2 separate regions of the Homo sapiens genome follow, and region 2 is linked to region 1. A link is a loop called in an ENCODE intact Hi-C map of the cell type or tissue named here. Cell type or tissue: endothelial cell of umbilical vein. All regions are shown on one strand.

Evidence for each region. Peaks named below come from ENCODE experiments on the same cell type or tissue, not always from the same donor. Only the 100,000 strongest peaks of a DNase experiment are listed, where the experiment ranks them.
Region 2: it touches region 1 in a loop (3-fold over the local background); 2 of 110 quality-filtered maps call a loop at or near these places.

What each region holds. Positions count from the first base shown.
Region 1 is chr5:41,920,789-41,928,788 of GRCh38, forward strand. It overlaps RIMOC1 (RAB7A interacting MON1-CCZ1 complex subunit 1), which reads left to right. Exons shown (of 6, transcript NM_175921.6): 6 at 1-848. It overlaps FBXO4 (F-box protein 4), which reads left to right and starts at 4,493. Exons shown (of 7, transcript NM_012176.3): 1 at 4,493-4,710; 2 at 6,225-6,460. The coding sequence starts at 4,522. It also overlaps the pseudogene LOC100419715. RefSeq lists a silencer at 4,751-4,930. In endothelial cell of umbilical vein, a CTCF peak has its summit at 4,447 (motif pointing left); DNase peaks (open chromatin) are centred at 1,293, 4,433 and 5,093; H3K4me3 peaks cover 1,240 bases; H3K27ac peaks cover 3,731 bases.
Region 2 is chr5:41,785,192-41,793,191 of GRCh38, forward strand. All of the region lies in intron 13 of OXCT1 (3-oxoacid CoA-transferase 1), which reads right to left. Among named protein-coding and RNA genes, the nearest start is that of OXCT1-AS1, 81 kb to the right of the region's middle. In endothelial cell of umbilical vein, no CTCF peak of the experiment used is centred here; DNase peaks (open chromatin) are centred at 4,080 and 4,450; H3K27ac peaks cover 2,912 bases.

The sequences.
Region 1 (8,000 bases):
ACTTAAGACTTTATCATTTCAGCTACACATAAAAGGTTTCTCTCCCCTATGGATTTTGCTAATGGTTGAGTGATACCTAAAGGCCTTGTTGCATTTTTTACACTTGGGGTTTCTCTTCGGTTTGAATTCTCTCATGGTTACCAAAACTCTGTTAAAGGACTTTTCACAGTCGTTAAATGTGTATGGCTCTTTCCCAATATGAATTTTTTTGATGTTAACTAGGCTTTTAGACTTAGTTAAAGACCTGTGTGCTCTGCTGCATTTATAGGGTTTTGGGCTGCTGAGAATAATTGATGCTGATTAAGGTGCAAATCATGACTAAAGACTTTTCTTTCTTCTTTTGCATATAGTAGAGTGAGGTGAGGGTCGTGGCTAAAACCCCACAATAACTTTACATTCCTAGCTTTACAGTCTTGCTGTGAATTCTCTGGTGTTCATTAAAGTGTGAGCTGTGTTAAAAGGCATTCTTAGATTCATTTTAACCACATTTTTAAAAACTCACAGTTGGTTAACATGATGGTTTCAGATTGCTTGCCTCTTTTCTCTTTCTACCTTACAGGGCTCCTTTTCTAGCTTAAATAAGGGTACTCCATCTGCCACAGAATCCAGGATTCTATAGTTTTTTAGTTTCACTTCCCTATGTTCTTTTTTTTTTTTTAATTTTTAACAATGAGATGATACCATGTTACAGCGGTATTACATTAAGATACATTTAATATAGCCACAATTAAAGTATGTATTATGTATTTATGCTGGTGTTCTTTCATGTTATTTCTTCTAGTGAAAATTTCCAAGTAAACTGTTATTGAGCATATACATTTTTAAAAAAATAAAACCATACACCCCTACTTGTTGCTTGTTTTATATTTGGCTGTTGCATCAGAATTAAAACTTTTATCATCTCAGTTTACTATTTTAACTTCTGAATGTTATTTCTTCTGGTCCTAATAACTTTTAAAGATGGGGTAATATAGTGGTTAGGATTCTGAGCTCTGGAGCCAGAAGGCCTGAGTTTAATCATAGCCCTGCCATTTATAATACTAACTGTGTGACTCTCTTTAAGTTATTTAATCTTCCTGTGCTGCCTTATCTTATTTTTAAGGCAGTAATAGTACCTACCTCAAGGATATTGAAGATAAATAAGTTAATATTCAGAGTGCTTTAGTTCAGTGTGTAGTATATAAGAGCACAAGAGAATTAGCTATTTCTAGACTGTTTCCCTTAATGTCTAGTTCTGTATATAGGCATACCTCATTTAGCATGCTGACTCATTAGCCAGACAATTGAATGACAAACTTGTTGGCCAGGAAAGCACTGCCTTTTCCTTAGTTCAAGTCATGCCGGTCTTTCTAGGTGGGAAGCAGACTTCAGAGAAGAAATCAGGACTTGGATAGGCATCTCAAATGTTTTTTGTGGATATGACTGGAAGAAAACATCCAATTAATTTTCAAAACATTTTCAGCCCTCCCTCAAAATATATATAAAACCCACTGTATTGAGATGTACTAGTCATCTAAATATGTTATACATATCCTATTTAAAACTGGATTTTTTAATCAGCCTGATTGCCTTGGCTTCTGATACCTTTTGGTCTAATTCTTAACTCACAAGTCAGAAGCATTCAATGAAATACTGGTTATTTAAATTTAAATACTATACTTAAAAATAGGTTATTCTAAATCCTTGTATAGCCACATGATTGAGTAGTATGTACCTGTAAAAATCCATGAGGTATATTTCTGTTTAACGCTACAGAGTGGTCTTATTAAGTAAAAACAAAATGGAGAAGGTATATATATATATGTGTGTGTGTGTGTGTGTGTATGTATCATATTTAAGAAAGGGAATATAAAAGTGCGTGTGTGTGTGTAGTTAAAAAAAAGAAACAATGGACCCATAACCAAAACTTTAAAAAATGGTTACTTATGGTGGAGGCAGGAGGAGAGGAACCAGATGGAAAGGACCAGGATGGAAGCTAGATTTCTCAGAATATATCTTGAATTTTCAACATTTGACTTTGGTACATATGTTATTCTAAAACGAGATTTAAGCAAAGTTAAGAAAAGCCCTACAAGTCCAAAGCAAAATGAAACAGACGACCTGCATTGCATATCAAGTTGATGGCTTGAATACACAGGTATGTTTCAGTTATCTTTAAAGCATAGTAATTTGTATGTCCATTCTTAATGGGATATATCCAAGGGCAAAAAGAAATGTGAAGAAATCTTAAACTCTTCAGTAATTAAATTGTTAATCATAACTATGTTAATATAATTAGAAATGAGGATTTTTAGTGTATGAGAAAAGATACATACAAAATCAAAGAGTAAAAACAATCTGTAATCCTAAATTTGAATGGGAAATAACACGAAGTTATGTTTTCTCTATATAAAAGACACTAGAAAGGCCTGGAAACCATGTTCAAATACCATTCCCGTCAAAATGAGCCAGAGTTTTCTGGAAATATAGCTAATTCTGGCTTGAGCAGGACAATCAAATGACTGACGGAAAATTTTTCTTTAATTCAGCTAATAAAAGGAATTATAGAACTAGAATACTAACATTTTATAACTTGTAAGCAAATAATATTCATTGATAAATGCTCTATCTTTGAGGTGAAAAACTTACAGGAAATTTGAATGGATCAGCCCAGTGAAACCACTGATCACTCCGAACATTAGAAAATGAGAATGACTTGTAGCTTTCAGTCTCAGTATATAATACCATTTACGAATGTGTTAAAGACACTATTGAGATGCCATTAATAGTGTGCAGGCCGTGTTCAGTGGGTCACACTTGTAATCCTAGCACTTTGGAAGGCCACAGCAGGAGGATCACTTGAGCCTGGGAGGTCGAGACCAGCCTGGAAAACATGGTGAAACTCCATCTCTACTAACAAAAAAAAAAAAAAAAGAAGAAGAAGAATATAGAAAAAAGAAAGTCCAGAGTGGTCCAGAAAGACCAACCTGCTTTCTTTAACAAATATCAAGGGAAAATAAAGGAGGGGGAGCTATACAATGAAACTTAAGCTTTAAGAGTATCCGTAATGTGTGACCCTTGTTGGGCTATGATTCAAACAAATCAAATGTGAAAAATTATTTTCAAAGCAGATGGGGAAGTTAAACACTGACTCGGTATTTGGTGATTTTAATGAATTAAAATTGCTTAGGTACAGTGGTCTGTTTCTTAAAATCTGTTTTTTTTAGGGACGGATACTGAGATATTTACAGATGATAGGTCTGGGATTTGTTTCAAAAGGATCCAGAATTGGGGGTGTAGTATTAGGTGAGTATAGCAACAGCACAAGATTAACCAGGTGTTGGTAATGGAATCTTGGATACTGGGCACACAGGAGCATATTATTCACTCTCCTTTTATAAATGTTCAAAATTTTCCGTAATAAAGTTTTTCTCATTCATTTAACAGATATCATTTTAATACTTTATACTTGAACTGATTTTTTTTCTTGCTCTAGTTCGTTTTTTGCTCTCAAAGTAAATCGTGTCCTAGAAAGTGATGAGAAATGCCATATGGTTAATCCGTGGTCCTTGTCCAGATTGCCTCCCAAAAACGAGGCTGCAATTTTATTGGTTATTGGCCCCTACCAACAACATGCAAATAATAAAATGTAATGAAACTTAAACTTGTATGTTACAGAGCCTTGCAGAACCTTAGTTATCAGGCTTTCTTGGATTCTGTTGACATTTAGATCCTCAGAGATTTACTTTTTGAATGTATACATACCCAGTTCTATGTAACAGATTAACTTGTAATACGTTCTCTTAAAGCACTTTTAAAGTAAGCCCAAAGTAAGTAGAATGGGCATCTGGTTTGAGAATTAAAAAACTCACTAGTGGGATTTCAACACCACCACATCTGGGTTCTTCTAGCCGTTTTTTGCCGCCCTTGCAAATTTTAAATGTGCTTATATTTTTGCATAGTGGGTCCAGACTTCTCATTTTGGCAAAAGGTTCTTTGTAATTGGCCCGCTGACTGCCTCTCTAGTCTGTTTTTGCTGATACTCAAGAAAATAAATGGTAACTTGGTGATTGAGGAAATAACACACACAAAAAACACCCCATACGTAGTATGGTAGTGCTGAAAAGGAAGCAAGTGGTTATTAAGCCCAAGACAGTGGCAGAGGTCTATCGAACAAGCGGAGTCGCCTAGGACCAGGCATAGTGGAAATGATCCCGGAGAGAACATCTTGAATGAAGCCAGGAAGTCAGCGGGCCAGAGGTTGTACAGGGGCTCTGCGGTTGGCGTGGCTGAGGTTGAGGCCACAAGTTACTGGGGAAGTTAATTGTTGACAGGAGCTTCGTACTCGGCTCACAGCCACGCACAGTGGGCTTCCTCCCAGTACCCGCCCTTGCCCCTGGGCCTAACCCTGCCCTGGAGGCGGACTCGCGGGAGAAGCGGGAGGCGGAACGCCCGAGGGCGCCCTCGGCTGGCGCGGAGCTGCGCAGGAGGCTGACGCGCTAGCGTGGCTCTAAGACGCGTCACCCACGCTGCGGGCAAGCCATGGCGGGAAGCGAGCCGCGCAGCGGAACAAACTCGCCGCCGCCGCCCTTCAGCGACTGGGGCCGCCTGGAGGCGGCCATCCTCAGCGGCTGGAAGACCTTCTGGCAGTCAGTGAGCAAGGAGAGGGTGGCGCGTACGACCTCACGGGAGGAGGTGGATGAGGCGGCCAGCACCCTGACGCGGCTGCCGGTGAGCGTCGGCCGCAGGCCGCGGAGGACAGTGGGGCCGGCCCGGGCCGGAGGGACCTCCCCTGGAGCCCCCCGGGGCCTGGGGAACTCTCGCGCCCCGGCCTGGGTCTGGCTCCGTCCATGCAGCCATTCCTGGCAGTGTAGTCACCGAGAAGCTACAGTTGATCAGAAGCGTCTTGGCGTGGACCCTGGTGCTCCGCAGGGGGCCCGAACATCTCAGGGAAGCACCTTCATGGGGCCCCTGGGGACCCTCCCGATCGCCCTCAGGTTTTCCACCCGCCAAAACAGGCACATGTGACTAGGACACCCTGAATGTCCGGTTACGGAAATGAGACAGTTCCCAACTTGCTGATTAGCTTGGGAAAGCATTCCAGCGTCCCTGTTCCCAGCGTCTTTGATTCCGGATCACTGTACCAAAACACTTGGAGGGCCAAGGTTTTTACCCTCTCAAGAGGACATTGTGCCTGTGGCTGTTATTGTGTATTTGAAGAAACAAAACGGCCCCTCAGTTGAAAATAAATGACTTAAGTTACAAGTGCCTCAAGTTACATCAAGGCCACGAGAATGACACACATAACTTATTGTTAAACTTTGGGGTAGATAGGTAAATGAAGAGAACAAAAATTATTGAAAATTATTACAATTCTTTGTCTCATTTGGACTATTGACACCTCTCTCCAATGTGTATATCAACGTGAAAGCTGCAGGTTTAGAATGCCTCCAAGTTTCTCCTTGCAGAGGTTTTTCATAACATTTTAATAGATTCTGTAGAGGAACTAAGATGACAAATTTACGGCCGGGCGCGGTGGCTCACGCCTGTAATCCCAGCACTTTGGGAGACCCAGGTGGGCGGATCACGAGGTCAGGAGATCAAGACCATCCTGGCTAACACGGTGAAACCCCGTCTCTACTAAAAATATAAAAAATTAGCCGGGCTTGGTGGCAGGCGCCTGTAGTCCCAGCTACTTGGGAGGCTGAGGCAGGAGCATGGCGTGAACCTGGGAGACGGAGCTTGCAGTGAGCCGAGATCTTGCCACTGCACTCCAGCCTGGGCGACAGAGCGAGACTGTGTCTCAAAAAAGAAAAAGACAAATGTACACTCTTTGATTTGGTCTGATGATAAAATCAGATAAAGGTTGATATGGGTTTTATTTTGAAGGACAAATTATTTCCTTAACTAATTTATGTAACTAACTGGTATATCCAAATATCTCTGAGGAAAAATTAAAGGAACTGGTGATTTTGCTGGAAAAATAGCAAGACAGTGGTTGCTTTTTCAGGAATGTTTCAGGTGTTTCAGAAATTAAATGTTTAACAACTACGAAACTAAAATGTTCAGTTATGATCCTTTGCTGATAGCAGGAAAATAATAGATTTAATTATTAATGGTAGATTTAGTTATTAAAAATACTAGTCAGTTGACCTTTTGTTATTTATTTGTTGATTATGTGGTTTATCACCCAAAAACTATTTTCTTCATTCCTTTTTCCTACCTGCTGCTTTCTTCTGTTTCAGATTGATGTACAGCTATATATTTTGTCCTTTCTTTCACCTCATGATCTGTGTCAGTTGGGAAGTACAAATCATTATTGGAATGAAACTGTAAGAGATCCAATTCTGTGGAGATACTTTTTGTTGAGGGATCTTCCTTCTTGGTCTTCTGTTGACTGGAAGTCTCTTCCAGATCTAGAAATCTTAAAAAAGCCTATATCTGAGGTCACTGATGGTGCATTTTTTGACTACATGGCAGTGTAAGTATCTAGTTTTATGAATTAAAAAGAAGCTATTAAATTTTCCTGTATTACTAGTCAATATCCAAGTTAATCCTGACCCTGCTACTGATTTGTTGCGTGGATTTGGGGTCTAATTGTTCTCGTCAAAACTGGGAGTTAAATGACTTCCTTCATAGGACCCTTTCAGCTTTAATATTTTATTATTTCCCTGTGGTGCCTAACCAGTATTTGAATAATTATAAGTAGTATAGATGGCAAGAAGTAAAAGACTTCTTAAAAGTCTCATGATCTTTAGAACAATTGTCATTTTGTTAAATAAGTAAATACTTTTCCGTATTCAGAAAAAGGATGATCAGAGACCCCTGTTGTTTGGCAGGGAAGAAGAAAACCATTCTAAAGGCTCTGAGAAATAAGATTATATTAGCACCGAAAAGCACTGACATTTTTTAATATTGCGTAGGTGAGATAATTAATGTTACTGAGCAACTGCAGTGTACTGGATTCTACGAGGGATGCTTTATGTATGTTTTACTCATTTAATCCTCATGCAACAAGAAGGTGTTATCTTTGTATCCCAGATGTGGAATTAAGGTTCATGGAGGTTATGTGATTTGCCTAAAGTCATATAGCTTGTAAGGGACTATTCAGACTGGAACCCCATTATGCTACCTCAAAGATATATAATGACATTATATATCTGGATATAGCTTGTTTTTCTGAGAAACTCAAATTTAACGCATTATTTTAAAAATTTCAAAATATTTATTCTTTAAAAATTGTTGTGCTTGACTCAGTAGCAAAATACAGAATTTTTTTTTCAAATTTTGAGTTATTCAGAGCCTTTCCTTATTCTAATACAGATGCCATTATGTCAAGTGTTGTGAGACTATTTGATTCAAAGGTGTGTTGTCTGTTATAGATAATCTCAGCAAGTGCTGCTGTATCTCACTTGCTAGGCAATACCTGTACAATAGCTAACCATTGCATCAAGTGTATATGAGGCTGTGGAATTAGATTTTGCCCAGGGAATAGTAATAATAGTAACTACCATTTATGGTCATATAAAGTACTTATCATTTTTACAACCCTGAGTTATTTCTTTCTTTTCTTTTTTTTTTTTTTGAGACGGAGTCTTGCTCTGTCGCCCAGGCTGGAGTGCAGTGGAGCGATCTCGGCTCACTGCAAGCTCCGCCTCCTGGGTTCACGCCATTCTCCTGCCTTATCCTCCCGAGTAGCTGGGACTAGAGGCACCCGCCACCACGCCTGGCTAATTTTTTGTATTTTTAGTAGAGACGGGGTTTCACCGTGTTACCCAGGATGGTCTTGATCTCCTGACCTCGTGATCCACCCACCTTGGCCTCCCAAAGTGCTGGGATTACAGGCGTGAGCCACTGCGCCCGGCCAACCCTGAGTTATTTCTGTTGCTCAAATAATACAGATGAAGAAACTGAAATTCAGACTGTAAGTGGCTCATATAACTAAAAGTAGTGAGGCTTGGTCAGGTCTATCCAGCTTCAAAGTTGTTTTGTGTTTGTTTTTTCCCCTTCATGAGTTACAA
Region 2 (8,000 bases), 140 kb before region 1:
GAAGGCATTAAATGCATTTTCCAAACAGCACAGGAAGTAAAGGTCCATCCCAATGGGTCAGTATTTTTATTCCCTGTTAGGACAAACAGGGTTTGGCTGGGTTCTTCCACAGTCCTCTGTGGAAAACAGAACAGGCTAGGGGGAACTGCCTAGAGGTATTAGAACCATAGTTGGAAAACACCCTTATATGCACCAAGGCTTAGCTGAATATGAGCTTGAATTGGCAAATATGCTGGAAAAATATTGAAGAGTTTTTTTCCTCATTTTTAAAGATTACTTAAAAGACAGTTGACTGTTTAGAGCAAAAATAATAGCAAAGTATTATAAGATTTATATCACGTGCAGAATTAAATATGATAAATAGGGAGGATTAATGGCAACAAAAAAAGGCAGGCTCATGAGCAAAAGTGGTTGGTAACCAGATGTTAGATGAGATCTTGCTGTCTCACTTTTAACTGATAGAAGAGCTAGGGGATACCAGCATGTAGGATAGATGCTCAGAAGTAGAATTTACAAAGGAAATAGTCAAAAGCACATCCCAAGGCTCTTGGGACCCTCAGCAGGCTGAAGGAATACAGTATAGGAATAGCAAAGGTTTTGTATGAAGGATTTATTTCATGAAAAGTATTCTAACTACCCCTACATTTCTCAGCAACCAAGGAAGGGGTAAGGGTATGCCTGCTGCTCACTCCATTGACAAATCAGAGCCTGAAAGATGGGGAGTGCAGATAGGGAGTGCTGCCTGACTCTTACCTGAGAAAATTAAAGGGGCTGTTTTGCGGAAGTAACTACACTATCACTGGAGGCAGTAGAAGAAATGTGAGTGCTTCCCAGATGGGGGCCATGTGAGAGAGGAACAACCTCAACAGGTTAATGCTTTGTCAACAGGATAGCCCAGGAAGAGGGACTCCACCGGTAAGAGTCTATATGTTAAGTGGACCGCAGGAAAGTCAGAAGCTGCTGGGGAAGCATCCAGCCATCACCCATAGGAGCAGCCGCTGCAGGAGGAACCAAGAAGGGGGTCTCTAAAGACAACTGCTCACCCCACTCCACACACACAGAGAGAGGAAGGGATCAGCTTTAAATATTTTTATGGACCAGAGATCATGGAGCCAGCAAACAGGATTACCAGTCTCCTGCTATGTAAAATCTTTCCTGCCCTATTTCCTTGCCTTCCCTTTCTCTTGAATTTTGATCCTGGTGGGTGCCAAACAGTGAGCTGGAAGAGGAGGGGAGTAGAGAAAAAGCAAAAGCATACTATATAACCTTCTTCAAATGCAGGCAGACTGTAGCTGGGAGATCAAAAATGAGGAGATGCATTGCTTTTGAATGATTATTAAAGCATTTTTCACTGTTTTGGAATGGACCCTCTAATGTCTGAATGAAGACTGAGTTTATGAATTAAAGTCACTTAAGAGCTGTTTATTTTCCTAGAGTGAGCTGAAATGTCATGCAGCCTGAGTATTCATTAACAGCAGAGGAAAAGCTTCCCTAACAGAATAGGTTAAAGAGTACCACAGGAGATAAAAATAGCTGTATTTTATTCTATCCCACATTTAGAGCTTGTTCAAAATATTGTAAACAGAAGAAATGCACACACATTCACATACATGCTTGTTACAGTGGATCTCCTAAGATACATTCACTAACACAGAATACTCATTATCAATGTTGTTTTTTAATATAACTAAAGAGAGCAACACTGGAATTTGAAGAGAGATAATTGCTAGAAGCCAAAAGGAAGGTCTCCAAAACAAGAGAGAAAATGATTAAATGCCCTCCTGAAGAGTAAGGTACGGCTGCCCCTTAAACAATCCCAGAGAGCAGCTTTATAAAGAAATGCCAAATAACGCAAGAAAATAATATAGCTTTTAAAAAGCTGATACCAGTGTTGGTAATAGAGTAGAAACAGTGTGAGAGTAAACTGGGATAATTTTTCTGGCCAGTAACTCTGTGATATATCAAAATCCCTAAAATACTGACAAAGATATTCTATTTCTAGGGATTTGTACTAAGAAAACCATCAGTAAATACACAATGACATAAATTCAAACATGTTATTAATGATATTAAACAGTTAGAAAAATCAAACTGACATGAAAAAGTGGCTTTCGGACATTAGACCACACACAGTACGGGACTACCATTTCTGAAAGAAGGGAAGCCAACAAGATAGGTCTACAATTTCCCCCAGCTTACTGCCTGGAGAGAATTTGCAAGCTGCAGTACAGGAAGTCAAACTCAGCAATTTTGTTGGCTTCAGAGAGCCTGAGGCAACTACAATTTGAGATCTGAAAATACCAGAAAGGAGGTCATTATACAGAGTGAGAGCTCAGATTTGCAGAGGAAGAAGGTCTCAAGTCTTTAGCAGAGTATGAATATGTGCATATATGAGAAGAAATTAGTCAAAGCCTGAAAAAGAACCATTAAGCAAGCATTAGGCAAAAAAAAAAAAAAAAAAAAAAAAGCCCAAAACTAACACAGGTCTAGGAACAATTCACAATCCTACCAAACAGTGAGGAAAGATTTTGTAATATATGGAGCATCAGGCAGAGTCCTCCGAAGAAAACTTTCTCAGTAGTGGGGCTATAAATTAAACTGCAACTAAAGGCTACTCTCAACTAATCTTAACACAGCTTAAAAGCAAATATTGAAAAAGATCAACCTGAGAGACATCTATAGAATTTGTGCTACAACAAACATCAAAGGATGTCCTTCAAGCAGAAGGAAAAAAACATCAAATGGCAATCTAGATCTCTGCACAGAAAAAGTGCAACAAACAGAAAATATGTTGGAAAAATATAAAAGATTTTTCCTCATTTTCAAAGATTACTTAAAAAGATAGTCGAGTGTTTAGAGCAAAAATAATAGCGAAGTATAAGGTTTATGTCACATGCAGAATTAACTATCACTAAAGAACACACAATAAGGCAGAAAACAGAAGTTTACTATTGTATAATTCTTACATTATATATAAAGTGATATATTACTTGAAGTAGATTGTGATTAAAATATGTATATGGTAGACCCTAGAGAAGCCACTAAAAAGTAATCCAACAGTGAAGATAAAATACTCAAAAAATACGTAATTGATCCCAAAGAAATCAAAGGGCAAAAAGGACAGATGAAGTAAACAGAAAAAAAAATATCCTGATAGATTTAAACCCAACCATATTGATGACTACATTAATTGTAAATGGTCTAAACCTCCAATTATGATTTAGAGATTATAAGATAACAATCTAACTATATGATTACAAAAACCTACTTAAAAATAAAGGTGTTCATAGGTTACAGGCAGAAGAATGGAGAAACATACTTTGAAGAGTGACTATATCAGCATCAGACAGTAGACTTCAATAAAAGGAATATTATTGAAGAGACAAAATGACAGATCAATTCATTAAGAGAATGTAAGCTTAAATGTGTATAAATGCAAGTAGTAACAGCTCTAAAACAGATAAAGGAAAAAGTGGTATAACTGAAAGGAAAAACAGACAAATCCACAATTATAGCTGAAGATCTCAAGACTGCTCTCTCAGTAATTGACAAGACACAGAACACTTGAACAATACTAACTGCCCATTTGATCCAATTGGCACTTACAGAACACTGTACCCAACAAGAGCAGAATATATATTCAAGTGCAAATGGAACAGTCACTAAAATAGCCTACATTCTGGGCCATAAGCAAGTCTCAAATTTAAAAGGACTGAAACTATAAAGTGTGTTTTCTGACCTCAAAAGAATTAAACTGAAAAATTTTTAAAAAGTTATGTGGAAAATTACCAAATATTTGGAAACTGACACACCTTTAAATAAACAATGGGTCATACAAAAAATAACAAGGAAGATTAGAAAGTATTTTGAAGAGACTGAAACAACATAAAAATTTGTAGGATGTTACTTGCTTATATTAGAGAAAAAAGGTTTCAAATCAGTGATCTAAGGCAGAAGTTGGCAAATCTTTTCTGTAAAGGGCCAAACGGTAAATATTTTAGGCTTTGCAAGCCACACAGTTTCTATCCTAACTATTTAAAGCAGCCATAAACAATACGTAAATGAGTGGATATGGCTATGCTCCAAGAAAAATTTACAAAAATAGGCAGTGGGCCAGATTTGGTACATGCAACACAGTTTGCTGACCCCTGTTAGAATATCAGCTCCATAAATGCAGAGAATTTTGTCTGTTTTGTTAACTACTGCATCCCCAAAAACGTTGTCGTTTATATTTAACAGTGCCTGACCCTTAATATATGCCAGATCAATACATGTTGAATGAATTAGCGAATTTAATCCTCAGAACAAGCATGAGTTAAAAATTGTCATTTTACCAATGAATATACTACAACAGTGATATACTACATGATCAATAAGTAAAGAACCAGTATTTAAGCTCAAGTCTGTCTAATTCCAAAGTTTTATGAGCTTTCCACTACATTACACTAATAAGACAAAGGCATTACTAATTGTAAAAGTTTCATATGACCTCATATGGATTTTCCACCTGTTTTTCTTTTCCTGAGCCTCAGGACCAAATGGACAATACACTAAAGTTAAAACAATGTCTAGAGATTTATGCTTATTTCCTCACCTATGTCATAATATATTTAAATATCTATATTTTGGACTAACATTTGGATTACAATTGATGCAACTAAACAGACTGAATCTTCAACACAAACCCCCTTGTAGTTTTATAACCAGGAATACTAGTGACTTAACTTATTTAAAACAGGTAGCATGTCTAGAGAACCCAATCAATTTTATGTGCTCAGACATGTAGCACACAGGAGTATGACATTAATTAGTATTTATTCTTTTCAAATGCACAAAGATGTGAAAAATGTGAGGGAGAAAAGGAAAAAAATAAAAAAACACCAAAAGTGTCCCATTCTTTCTTGCCATAAGAATGCCTCATTCAATCCTCTCCACATAGAGGAGGGCTCTTGGCTCTTGTGCCACTCACGTACTGCAGCCCTGTCCAGTGGGCTGCTATTTTGTGCTTTCAATAACCAGCTCTCATAGCTGACCATACACATCTGCTTCCCTTCATAAGTCAATAATCAATGCCAGCTGTTCTCCAAAAATAGGCATTCAGAAAGCACTAGAGCAGCTCTGAATATAGATTCAGCGGACTGCACATCTTTCCATCATTTATTCGCTTGCCTGGGGTTTTACCATCATCACAATCAGCAGCGAGCTTGAAGGAGCCAACTACTGTTTTGTCAAGTTTTCCTCCTTTGGATGCTCAGGGTAGAATTGTTAAAAATCTGTGTACATGAGACCAACACTGCATACTAAGAAGCTATTAAACGGTAAGACAAATAGCATCCACACCGTTTGCTTGCCCTGAAGGCTTAATGTTTATTGTAATCTGATGCTATAATGATTGATGATAATGTCATGATGCTGAGAACTCATGGCTTACACAGCCATTGAAAGATTATTAAACTCAGGAAAAAGATAAAAGTAAATGAAAAATAATATAATAAAGCTGAATTTTTCAGCTTCTTGACTGCCAGATCTTGCAATAAAAACATATTTAAATTACATAAGTCAACAAATCTTTGGGACAAATAAAAATAGATTGCTTACTGAAATTACATAAGGAAGGTAAGCTGTATCTTTATCCATAACCAATAAAAGAAAAAAAATGTGTCCTCAAAGGGCTTAATTTTGGTGCTTGAATAGGGACTTAGGATAAGCAGGTTGTACTGGCTCCTGTAAAATCATCTCGCTTTTACCAGTGTATTTTAAGGTAAATATTTCCTCTTTAATTTTAAGTAATAGAGCATTACTTAATAGCCACTATTTAGAGAGTGCTTGCAGTGTTCACTTTTCATTTTCTTCTCACTTAATCCTAGCCAAAACATGTGCTTCAGATCACATAATTTGTAAGGGGTAGGGCTGAAATTAAAACCAAACTAAACCTCATGGACTTGATTCTGAAGCTGCCCTGAGTCTCAAACAATGAAAATATACATGGTGCATCACATACAAAGAAGTTAGGAAATGATTATCAGTTATGAAAGCAACAAAAAAAATGCTAATCAGAAGTAACACTACCAACTTCCATTACCAAAACAGTGGAACCAAACCCAGGAACACTTCTTATGCTTAATTTTTCTCAACTAGACTTCCATGATGTTCCTACAGAACTCCAGAGTTGTTCATCCCACTAGGTCCATTCCTTTGGGAACTCGTGGGCTCCAAGTTATATTGAGAAAAGTATAAAGTAATAAACATTTGTATTTTAATCATTCACAGGAATCTTAACAGGATATGTAAAAATATGGTACGCATTGGAAAAGCTTTCCTACAAATAACTACATAGTGTACACTACCACTATGAGAGCTTCCAGCCTTACTACATGCTAAATCATAATATAAACAAATCTTATACTGATATGAAGATGCCCATGTTCCCCGAAGGGAAGAAGATATTTAACACATTTCTGCTTCATACCCAGGACCACTGAGCAAATTGATTTCAAAAATCATTAGTCTAGAGAAATAGATGTATTTAAAACCCTATTGCTTTTGTTCATAGGACCCAATGCTTTTCTCTTCTTTGCCAGGTATCCGCAACTTCTTTTTTATTTTATTTATTTATTTTTTTTTTTATGAGACGGAGTCTCGCTCTTTCGCCCACAGGCTGGAGTGCAGTGGCGCGATCTCTGCTCACTGCAAGCTCCGCCTCCCGGGTGCACGCCATTCTCCTGCCTCAGCCTCTCGAGTAGCTGGGACTCAAGCGCATGCCACCACGCCCGGCTAATTTTTTGTATTTTTTAGCAGAGACGAGGTTTCACCATGTTAGCCAGGATGGTCTCAATCTCCTGACCTCGTGATCCACCCGCCTCGGCCTCCCAAAGTGCTGGGATTACAGGCGTGAGCCACTGCGTCCGGCCCGCAACTTCTTATAAGAACAATAACCTATTTACCAGGTACTAAGTGTCAAGCTCTGTGCTATGTACTTTGTATGCATTGTCACATGTATTCCTTCATATAGTCCTATAAAGTAGGTACTGTTATATGATTCCCATTTTTACAGATGAGGAAAAATAGGAAATTAGCTCAAGTTACACTGCCAGCAAGCGTCAGAAATAAGACTTTAATCCACAACTATCTCACTACAGGGCCTTGCTCTTACCTACTAAGCTAAGAGAACCAAATGAGACCCCTAAAATTATCTGTTCTCAAACCCTCACTTTATAGATGAGGGCATTTTAACCCAAAGAGCATAAGTGAAATGTTCAACATCACACCTTGATTACTGGTAGAGTCAGTGCTAAAACCCAGGGCTTGCTTTCCTATAGTCACTCTACTACCCCGTATGGCCCTTTTCTAAAATTTGAAAACAGAAATACATTGTAATATCCTACACAAGTATTTCCACAAACTTTCTATCTGACTCACTGTACGATGCTCAGGAGACCCTCCCTGATTTTTTTGAAGCAATCAAAAGCTGCTAACCCTTGTAACTATGGCTGATTCTGAAAGATCAGTATTTTTACAACTAAACTAACAATATAATCCACAATTTGCTAAGGGTTCTTATTATGATGGCTCAATGATGTTTTTCTCTTACATTTTAAAATGAAGTGAGTTGTAATCAATCTTTAATATGCTGGTTCTCAAACCTGGTCACATATCAGAACCACCTGAGTTGCTTTGAATGACCCAGTGTCCAGGCTACATCCCAGATTAATTAAATTAGAGACTACCTGGGCTGGAACCCAGGCATCAAAATTTCTTAAAACTCTGAGGTATTCTAATACACCACCAAGTTTGAAAACTAGGGCTTGAATAATTATTAAAACTTAAACATAACATTTCAGGTGGCATTAGATCAAATGAGCTAGACTAACATGATCTCTAGATCAAATGAGCTAGACTAACATGATCTCTAACATTGTTATCAACTACATTAATCCACCTTCCTCAAAAAATTATTAGAAAACAAATTTAAGAGATTTCAAGAAAACTGTCCTATCATA